Linked DNA regions of Homo sapiens: region 1 is linked to region 2. Evidence: read pairs that join two places in POLR2A ChIA-PET (ENCODE). Cell type or tissue: Panc1. All regions are shown on one strand. Each heading gives the region's core, and the rest is flanking DNA. Links, peaks and the distances in the headings are about the cores only.

Region 1 (4,389 bases), core at 168-4,167, 220 kb after region 2:
ATTTTTAGATGGCACAGAGGATCACAAATGAATAATTTGCTAAATTCAGTATGTATTTACTTGGGAGGGAACACCAACAACAGCATGGACCCAACTAGGAGACCTGACCTATAAGTATTTTCAGGCCCAAAGTAAAAACTCTCTATTATTTTGAGCATTGTAGTTGGGAATTACACTTCTCTTGGATGCTAAAGTACAAAAGAGAACTTTTCACTTATCATTGTGATTTTATAGCTCTGATGACAAGTTAACTCTTTGCTACTGGAGGTAGTGTCAACCATGCCATAAAAAAAAACAGAGCAAAGATAATGGAAACCAGGCTACTGGTCTCCATGGCCTTATAATAGTTGGGATATAGCAGCAAGTAAGTTGAAAGTGGAGGATTCTCATGGATCAGAACTATTTGTACAAGTTGGACAAATACTGCATGGTATCTCAAACAGAGAAGAGATTACTTCCTTTATTTGCAGGACAATTCTATTTATCTGTGTAATATAGTTTCCAACAACTTTTGATCTGTAGCAAATAATAGTCCATTTAGAAACCAAATTATTGAGGCTTAATGACTAGATGGGTATAGACCCACCCCACGACGGGCGATCTCAGTGCAGTAATGCTTCATTTGTCCCTTTATTCAGCCTGGAGCTACCTCTTCTGACACTTAAGGCCTTCTTGGTTACCTAGGACAAGATCCATCCTGGGGCTGGGCTCAGGCTCACACATTTTGGGTAGGGGAAAACAGCTGGAAGTTTTGCTTTTCTGCATTAAAGAGTGAAGAATGGCCTAGAGCCCTTGCATGGTGGGCATGTAAGAGGGGACCATCATTCACACAGGCTGCTAGTAATGGTGCTGCTGGAGCTATGCAATGGTCTGATCCCCTTATTCCCTTGGTTCCTTAACCCTAATTTATGGCTTACCCTACTGCCTTCAGGGTCCAGCTCAACTCCCAGCGGCAGCCTCTAAGGCGCTCTGGAGTCAGGCTCCTGCCCACTGCCGTCTGGAATGTGCCACCCTGCCTGAGTCATAAATGCTCCTCTTTTTAAGACACCTCAGGGCACTCCTGGGTAGAGAAGCAACCATCCTTCTTCTGTATCCCTTGGCATCCTGGCACCTGTGAGCCCTTTGTTTGCATGTATCAGCTTGTCTGCCTCCTGCCAACACTAAGCTTCCAGGACAGGGATTGGGTCTTTCCAGTCTTGGTAACCTCAGTGCACAGTGCATAGCAGACACGCAAGAATGTTTTGAACTGGATGGAAATGTAGAGACTGTATATCACTCCCAATGTAAACAACTCCCCAATTTTCAGCTCTGGCCTCTCTCCTGAACTCCAAAATTGATTTCTAACTGTCTGATGGCCAACTTGGCAGGAAGTCAAATGTCAGCCTCGGTGCAGGGCACTCGCGGGTCAGTCACTTCACTGCCGTGCCGGTTTGAAGTCGTTTATCTCTCTGGGTCCATCCTTTCAGGTCCCCAGGACTCACCTGGACTCCTTGCTCACATCCCATCCCTTGTCAGTTCCGGCGACTTCCACTCCACTGCGTCTCCCGGCACACATGCCATCCTCTCCACTTCCAATGTTATTGCCCCCACTGGAAGCTCCTTATCAATGAGCCCCCAGGCTCACGCACAGACCTCTCCAGGCCTCCCGCCTCAGTCCCTGCCTCCCTCAGGAGGGCGCAGCCAGGGTGATGGGCCTGCAGTGTCTCAAATGCCCCAGTTTCACCCCAAGCCCCACTCCTTAGGCAGCATTCTTGGCCTACCCTGCCCACTGTGGTCTCTGCCGTATTTGAACATCTACTGCATTTAGCACTTACACCTTTCTCTTGGCAAAGGCTGCACTAATTGTACTTGCTTTAATTCTCCAGGTGTTTATGCCTTATTTATCCAAACATCCTGCTGCCTCTGGGGGGGTATGGCAGCAGGTTTTCACTCCCTTGTGATGTGTCTCAATGCTCAGCATGCACGGCCCTGTGAGTACATGCCGACTGACCTACTGAAAAGAAAAGCCAAGATGTTTAAAGTCCAGTTATTCCTGCGCAAAGATCCCATAAACCATAGTAGCCACAGAGCGCTAGAACTCTACCTCTTATCCCTGACTATGCTCCCAGGGTGAGTATGGGGAGTGATGAGCTAATCTATACAAAGCATTTGGAAGGTGTGCGACCTTTGCTAAGAACAGGTGATGGTGATGATGATGATGACGCAGCCTGAAATGAGAATGGCAGTGCATGGGCGGAAAATGTGGTCAAGCAGCTTCCACACTAAAGGCCATATGGCCCCACGATCCAATCTGGTGGGTGTGCTATCATACAAAATATATTTCATCTTTGTCCTTGGTTCCAGTCACAGGTTTCCTAAAACTCTTGAAATTTCTGATAGGGGTGATTTTGCTCTATTCATAAGGAGCTCCTTCAATAACACCTGAGCTTAAGGTAATGGAGTGACGGGGTGGGCCTCCAGCTAGCCTCAGGATGGAAAGACCAAGTAAGTAGAAGATTGGAGGGCTGGAACTTTCAGCCCCACCCATCAACCTCCAGGAAGGGTGGAGGGCGGGGAGTGGAGATTAAGCTCTACAAAAATCCTTGAACAAGACTTGATGAGTTTCTGGGTTGGTGAAGGCATCCTTGTGCCAGGAGGGAGGTGAACCCCAACTCCACAGACCATGCCCTATGCATCTCTTCATCTGGTGTTCATCTGTGTCTTCTATAATAAACTGGCACACATAAGCGTGTTGGGAAAAGCTCTCCTCAAACCGTGTTTTCCTCTGCTGTCGCACCACAACAGTCATCAACATAGAAGACTTCTGTGACCAAATGTGTATGGGGTTTCCCCATACACCAAGCAGCAGACACCAGGTGGGGTGGCTTCCAGTTCAGTTCCGACCCTGTCTACCCAGAGATAGTGTCAGATCCCACAGGGCCGAGTGCCCCCCACCATACCAGTCGCAAGTCTGGGCCTCTGGAACTTCTGACCAACTGGTTTCAAATTGGAGTTCCTAGGACTCCCCTCTTTGGGTTTGATTAATTTGCTGGAGCAGCTAACAGAACTAAAGGAAACACATGCTTAACATTTCCAGTTTATTATAAAGGATACTACAGGCCAGGCACGGTGGCTCACGCCTGTAATCCCAGCACTTTGGGAGGCCAAGGCGGGCGGGTCACCTAAGGTCAGGAGTTCAAGACCAGCCTGGCCAACATGGTGAAACCCCGTCTCTACAAAAATACAAAAACTAGCCAGGCATGATGGTGGATGCCTGTAATCCCAGCTACTCAGGAGGCTGAGGTGGGAGAGTCGCTTGAACCCAGGAGGCGGAGGTAGCAGGGAGCCAAGATCATGCCATTGTATTCCAGCCTGGGCAGCAGAGCGAGACTCTGTCTCAAACAAACAACAACAACAAAAAGATATTGCAAAGGACACATATGAAGAGGTGTGTAGGGCGAGGTATGGGGGAAGAGGTGCAGAACTTCCATGCCCGACCTGGGTGCCCTGCCTTCCAGGAAGCTCCACATGTCTGGCTATCTGGAATCCCCTTGAACCCTGTCCTCTTGGGTTTTTATGGACACTTCATGACATCCACATTCCTTCCCACAAGGTGTAGGGTGGGACCCTCTCATGGGAGGGTCTTAAGACTCACAATCAGAAATGGGGGAAACATTACAGTGCAAGGAGGGCAGGGAAGGTCAGAGGCCTGCCCCTGAGGCGTGACACCCCCAACATTATAACAAAAGGCTGTAAGAAGGTTTATGGGATTCAGGAACCAGGAACCATGGACGAAAATCAATATATATCATAACACCTCTGTAAATAAGTGTTTCTCTCAGTTCTGTGAGCCATCCTAGGAACTTAATTGAACCCAAGGAGGGGGCTCATGCGAACCCATTTTTTTTTTTTTTTTTTGAGATGGAGTCTCACTCTGTCTCCCAGGCTGGAGTGCAGTGGCAGGATCTCAACTCACTGCAACTTCCGCCTCCTGGGTTCAAGCGATTCTCCTGCCTCAGCCTCCCTAGTAGCTTGGCTTACAGGAGCCCGCCACCACACCCAGCTAATTTTTTTTTTTTTTTTTTTTTGAGACGGAGTCTCGCTGTCTTGCCCAGGCTGGAGTGCAGTGGCGCGATCTCCGCTCACTGCAAGCTCCGCCTCCCGGGTTCACGCCATTCTCCTGCCTCAGCCTCCTGAGTAGCTGGGACTACAGGCGTCTGCCACCACACCTGGCTAATTTTTTTGTATTTTTAGTAGAGACAGGGTTTCACTGTGTTAGCCAGGATGGTCTCAATCTCCTGACCTCGTGATCTGCCTGCCTCGGCCTCCCAAAGTGCCGGGATTACTGGCGTCAGCCACTGTGCCCGGCCTAATCTTTGTATTTTTAATAGAGATGGGGTTTCACCATGT
Region 2 (4,389 bases), core at 151-4,150:
AACTCCAGGGACACCATCAAGCCCCAGCCTCTCTCGAATGCAAACCTCTCGCCTTTCAAATGTGTTTTCCAGACACAGCAAGCAAGAGCTGGGAAGAAAAACGGTTTAGATCCCCTTGCTGGGGAACAGAAACAGTGGTTGGGGAGTACAACCAGTGTCACCACGTTATCACATATGGGTCAAACATGTTTGTGAGAAAAATTACAATTAAAAAAAAATTTTTTTTTTGAGACAGGGTCTTGCTCTGTCACCCAGGCTGAAGTGCAGTGGCGCGATCACGGCTCACTGCAGCCTCGACCTCCCAGGCTCAATCGATCCTCCCGCCTCAGCCTCCCAAGTAGCTGGGACTTCAGGAATGTGCCATCAGGCCTGGTTAATTTTTATATTTTTTGTAGAGGTGGGGTTTCACCCATGTTGCCGAGGCTGGTCTCCAACTCCTCAGCTCAAGTGATCCATCTGCCTCGGCCTCCCAAAGTGCTGGGATTACAGGAATGAGTTACCTAGCCCAGTGACAATTAGAAATTCTTACCTCCATTTTTATACTACTGTTTCTATGACCTTGAGGTTTTCTCAAAAATGCCTTTGAAGTTAGAAACTGCCTATAAAATTGTGAGATGCCCCCAACTCACAAACACTCCTTTTTTCTAAGAACACACAAAAGTGATAATGGTTGTGTTAAATAGGAACTTCTATTTTTTGTTATATTTTTAAATCTTTCTATAATTTCTAATTTCCATACTTACAATGCTTAAAGATCCCTACCTTCTCAAGGACAGAACTTTTTTGCATGATTTAATTCATGACTTTCTTCAGGAAAACATTCCCAACAAAATGTTTCTGATACACTTTAACGAAATCATGATCTATAATTTTAAACCACTTCCCTACTACCCAACCCCCCCACCTCCTCCACCATCACCACACCCCCAGGTGATCTTCAAGAACTGAAGGTAGGCCGGGTGCAGTGGCTCACGCCTGTAGTCCCAGCACTTTGGAAGACCAAGGCAGGTGGATTGCTTGAGCCCAGGAGTTCCAGACCAGCATGGGCAAAATGGTAGAACCCATCTCTACAAAAAGAATACAAAAATCAGCAGGGCGTAGTGGCATGCCCCTGCCCCTGTAGTCCCAGCTACTTGGGAGGCTGAGGTGACAGGATTGCCTAAGCCCAAGAGGCAGAGGTTGCAGTGAGCCGAGATTGCGCCACTGCCCTCCACCCTGGGCAAAAGAGCAAGATCCTGTCTCAAAAAAAAAAAAAGAACTGAGGGAAACCATTTTGACCTCATTCTTTTTTGTTTTTGTTTTTGAGACAGAGTCTTGCTCTGTCGCCCAGGCTGGAGTGCAGTGGTGCAATCTCGGCTCACTGCAACCTCCACCTCCTGGGTTCATGCGAGTCTCCTGCCTCAGTTTCCCGAGTAGCTGGGATTACAGGCGCACGCCACCATACCCGGCTAATTTTCATATTTTTAGTAGAGACGGAGTTTTCACCATGTTGGTCAGGCTGGTCTTGAACTCCTGACCTCATGATCCACCCGCCTCAGCCTCCCAAAGTGCTGGGATTACAGGCGTGAGCCACTGCGCCCAACTGGCCTCATTCTTTTAACTAGTCTAAAAGTAACCACCTAGCCATTCTTTTTCCATTAAATATGTCTACCAAAAGAGTCTTTGAACTGGCCTGCTGGAGGTCTCTTTCCTTAAGTTTGACATAAAAGTTGGAAATACGTTCAATAACTTCATTGTTGGAAAAAAGATGTTTAACTTTTAAGGGAAAACAAAGGGAGAGATGAGGGTAAAAGGAAAAAGCTCACCTATATGGAAGAATGCCAGATGGAGAAATATAGAAAAGAATAACAGATGAGAAAGTCACCATTTCACAGTGATTTACGCGAGAGTCATCACTGGATGTGAATATACTGGCAATGGAATCACCGGTATGAAACTACCATAGTACCCCACAGGGAAACTCAGCCCTTACTAGCATCTAACAGTCAAACTCAGTATCAGCAATAACAGGAGGGACAGGCATTGTCTGTGATTGCTGGTGTGATACAACAGTAAAGACTCACTATCACCGCACCATCACGACAGCATCACCTAAGTGGTATTCTTGCTAAGAATGTCCAGCCTGGGCGGGGCGCGGTGGCTCACGCCTATAATCTCAGCACTTTGGGAGGCCGAGGCAGGCGGATCACAAGGTCAGGAGATCCAGACCATCCTGGCTACCACGGTGAAACCCCATCTCTACTAAAAATACAAAAAATTAGCCAGGTGTGGTGGCAGGCGCCTATAGTCCCAGCTACTCAGGAGGCTGAGGCAGAAGAATGGTGTGAACCCGGGAAGCGGAGCTTGCAGTGAGTTGAGATTGCACCACTGCACTCCAGCCAGAGCAAGACTCTGTCTCAAAAATAAAACAATGTCCAGCCTGAATCTAATCATAGATAAATCTGACAAATCCACTACATAAGACAACTGGCCTGGGCTCTTTATAAAAATAAATCTCATGGGTTGGGTGCGGTGCCTTACACCTGTAATCCCAGCACTTTGGGAGGCCAAGGCGGGTGGATCACTTGAGGCCAGGAGTTTGAGACCAGCCTGGCATGGTAAAACCCTGTCTCTACTAAAAATACAAAAATGAACAGGGCGTGGCAGCACATGCCTGTAATCCCAGCTACTGGGGAGGCTGAGGCAGGAAAATCACTCAAACCCAGGAGGCAGAGGTTGCAGTGAGCCGAGGTTGCAGTGAGCCGAGATCATACAACTGCACTCCAGCCTGGGAGACAGAGTGAGACTCCATCTCTATCTATCTATCTATCTATCTATCTATCTATCTATCTATCTATCATCTCATGAAAAACAGGAAGGCAAAGGGAGTACGAAAAACAGAAAGGCAAAGGGAGTATTCTAGTTTAAGAAACTAGAAAAGAAACATGACCAAATGCAATTTGGTTATATGCTGGACCCCACTGTTTTTTTTGTTTTTTTTTTTTTTTGAAACAGGGTCTCACTGTGTCACTCAGGCTGGAGTGCAGTGATGCAATCATAGCTCACTGCAGCTTCAAACTCCTTGGCTCAAGGGATCCTTCCACCTAGTCCTCCTAAGTAGCTAGGACTACAGGCCTGCACCACCACACTGGGCTAATTTCTTGTATTTTATTTTTATAGAGCTGAAGTCTCATTACGTTGCCCAGGCTAGTCTTGGACTCCTCACCTCAAGTGATCATCCCACCTCAGCCTCCCACAGCGCAGGGATTACAGCATGAGCCACCATGCCTGGCCAGGACCCAATTTTTAAAGCAGGTATAAAATATATTTAAGGTTAACAGAGGAAGTTTGAATACGAACTCTATCTTAGATGATATCATTAAATTAACGTTGGGCTGGGTGTGGTGGCTCACGCCTGTAACCCCAGCACTTTGGGAGGCCGAGGTGGGTGGATCATTTGCAGTCAGGAGTTCGAGACCAACCTGGCCAACATGGTAAAACCCCGTCTCTACTAAAAATACAAAAATTAGCTGGGCGTGGTGGCAAGCGCCTGTAATCACAGCTACTCAGGAGGCTGAGACATGAGAATCACTTGAACCCGGGAGGCAGAGGTTGCAGTGAGCCGAAATCGCACCACTGCACTCCAGCCTGGGCGACAGAGCTGAGACTCTGTCTCAAAAATACACAAATAAATAAAATCAATTAATGTTAAAGTTTTTCAGTTGTGGGCTGGGGGCGTGTAGTGGCTCGCACATGTAATCCCAGCACTTTGGGAGGCCGAGGTGGGCGGATTGCTTGACCTCAGGAGTTCAAGACCAGTCTGGGCAATATAGTGAGACCCCATCTCTACAAAAAATACAAAAATTAGCTGGACTTGGTGGCACAGGCCTGTAGTCCCAGCTACTCCGGAGGCTGAGGTGGGAGGATCACATGAGACTGGCAGGCAGAGGCTGCAGTGAGCTGAGATCATTCCATTTTACTGTAGCCTGGGCGACAGAATGAGAACCTCTCAAAAAAAAAAAAAAAAGTTTCTTCGTTGTGATAATGGCACTGGGGGTAAGCAGAAGAATGTAGGGATATATTCCCAGGAGACGATGCTGAACTATCTGGGAGTGAAGTGTCTGATATCTAAAACTTACTCTAAAAAAGTTCAGCAACAACAAAAAGGATGCAAACAGGAGAAAGAAAGCAAAGATGGCAAAAAGATTCTGACCTGTAACTAACAGAAGAAACTGCTTCGGCATATTTGGTGGGAAACATACTTAACCAACCACCAGCAAACCTCCTCACCATCACCCCTCCCTACCATGGAGACATTTTATTATTTTAGCAACTAACTCCCCAAACTAGAAGCAGTAACTCTATCCAAATACTAAATTAGAACTCTAAGAACTGTTATTCAGAAGCCAG

The links. ChIA-PET counts read pairs that join two places held together with the same protein. Peaks named below come from ENCODE experiments on the same cell type or tissue, not always from the same donor. Only the 100,000 strongest peaks of a DNase experiment are listed, where the experiment ranks them.
Region 1: POLR2A ChIA-PET joins it to region 2 with 7 read pairs; 2 of 35 experiments call an interaction of 5 or more read pairs at or near these places.

Annotation. Positions count from the first base shown.
Region 1 is chr6:151,049,170-151,053,558 of GRCh38, reverse strand. The region is part of intron 26 of MTHFD1L (methylenetetrahydrofolate dehydrogenase (NADP+ dependent) 1 like); the gene reads right to left. Among named protein-coding and RNA genes, the nearest start is that of MIR12131, 51 kb to the left of the region's middle. In Panc1, for the core only: no CTCF peak of the experiment used is centred there; no DNase peak of the experiment used is centred there; H3K27ac peaks cover 1,947 bases.
Region 2 is chr6:151,270,943-151,275,331 of GRCh38, reverse strand. The region is part of intron 2 of AKAP12 (A-kinase anchoring protein 12); the gene reads right to left. Among named protein-coding and RNA genes, the nearest start is that of AKAP12, 33 kb to the right of the region's middle. In Panc1, for the core only: no CTCF peak of the experiment used is centred there; no DNase peak of the experiment used is centred there; H3K27ac peaks cover 75 bases.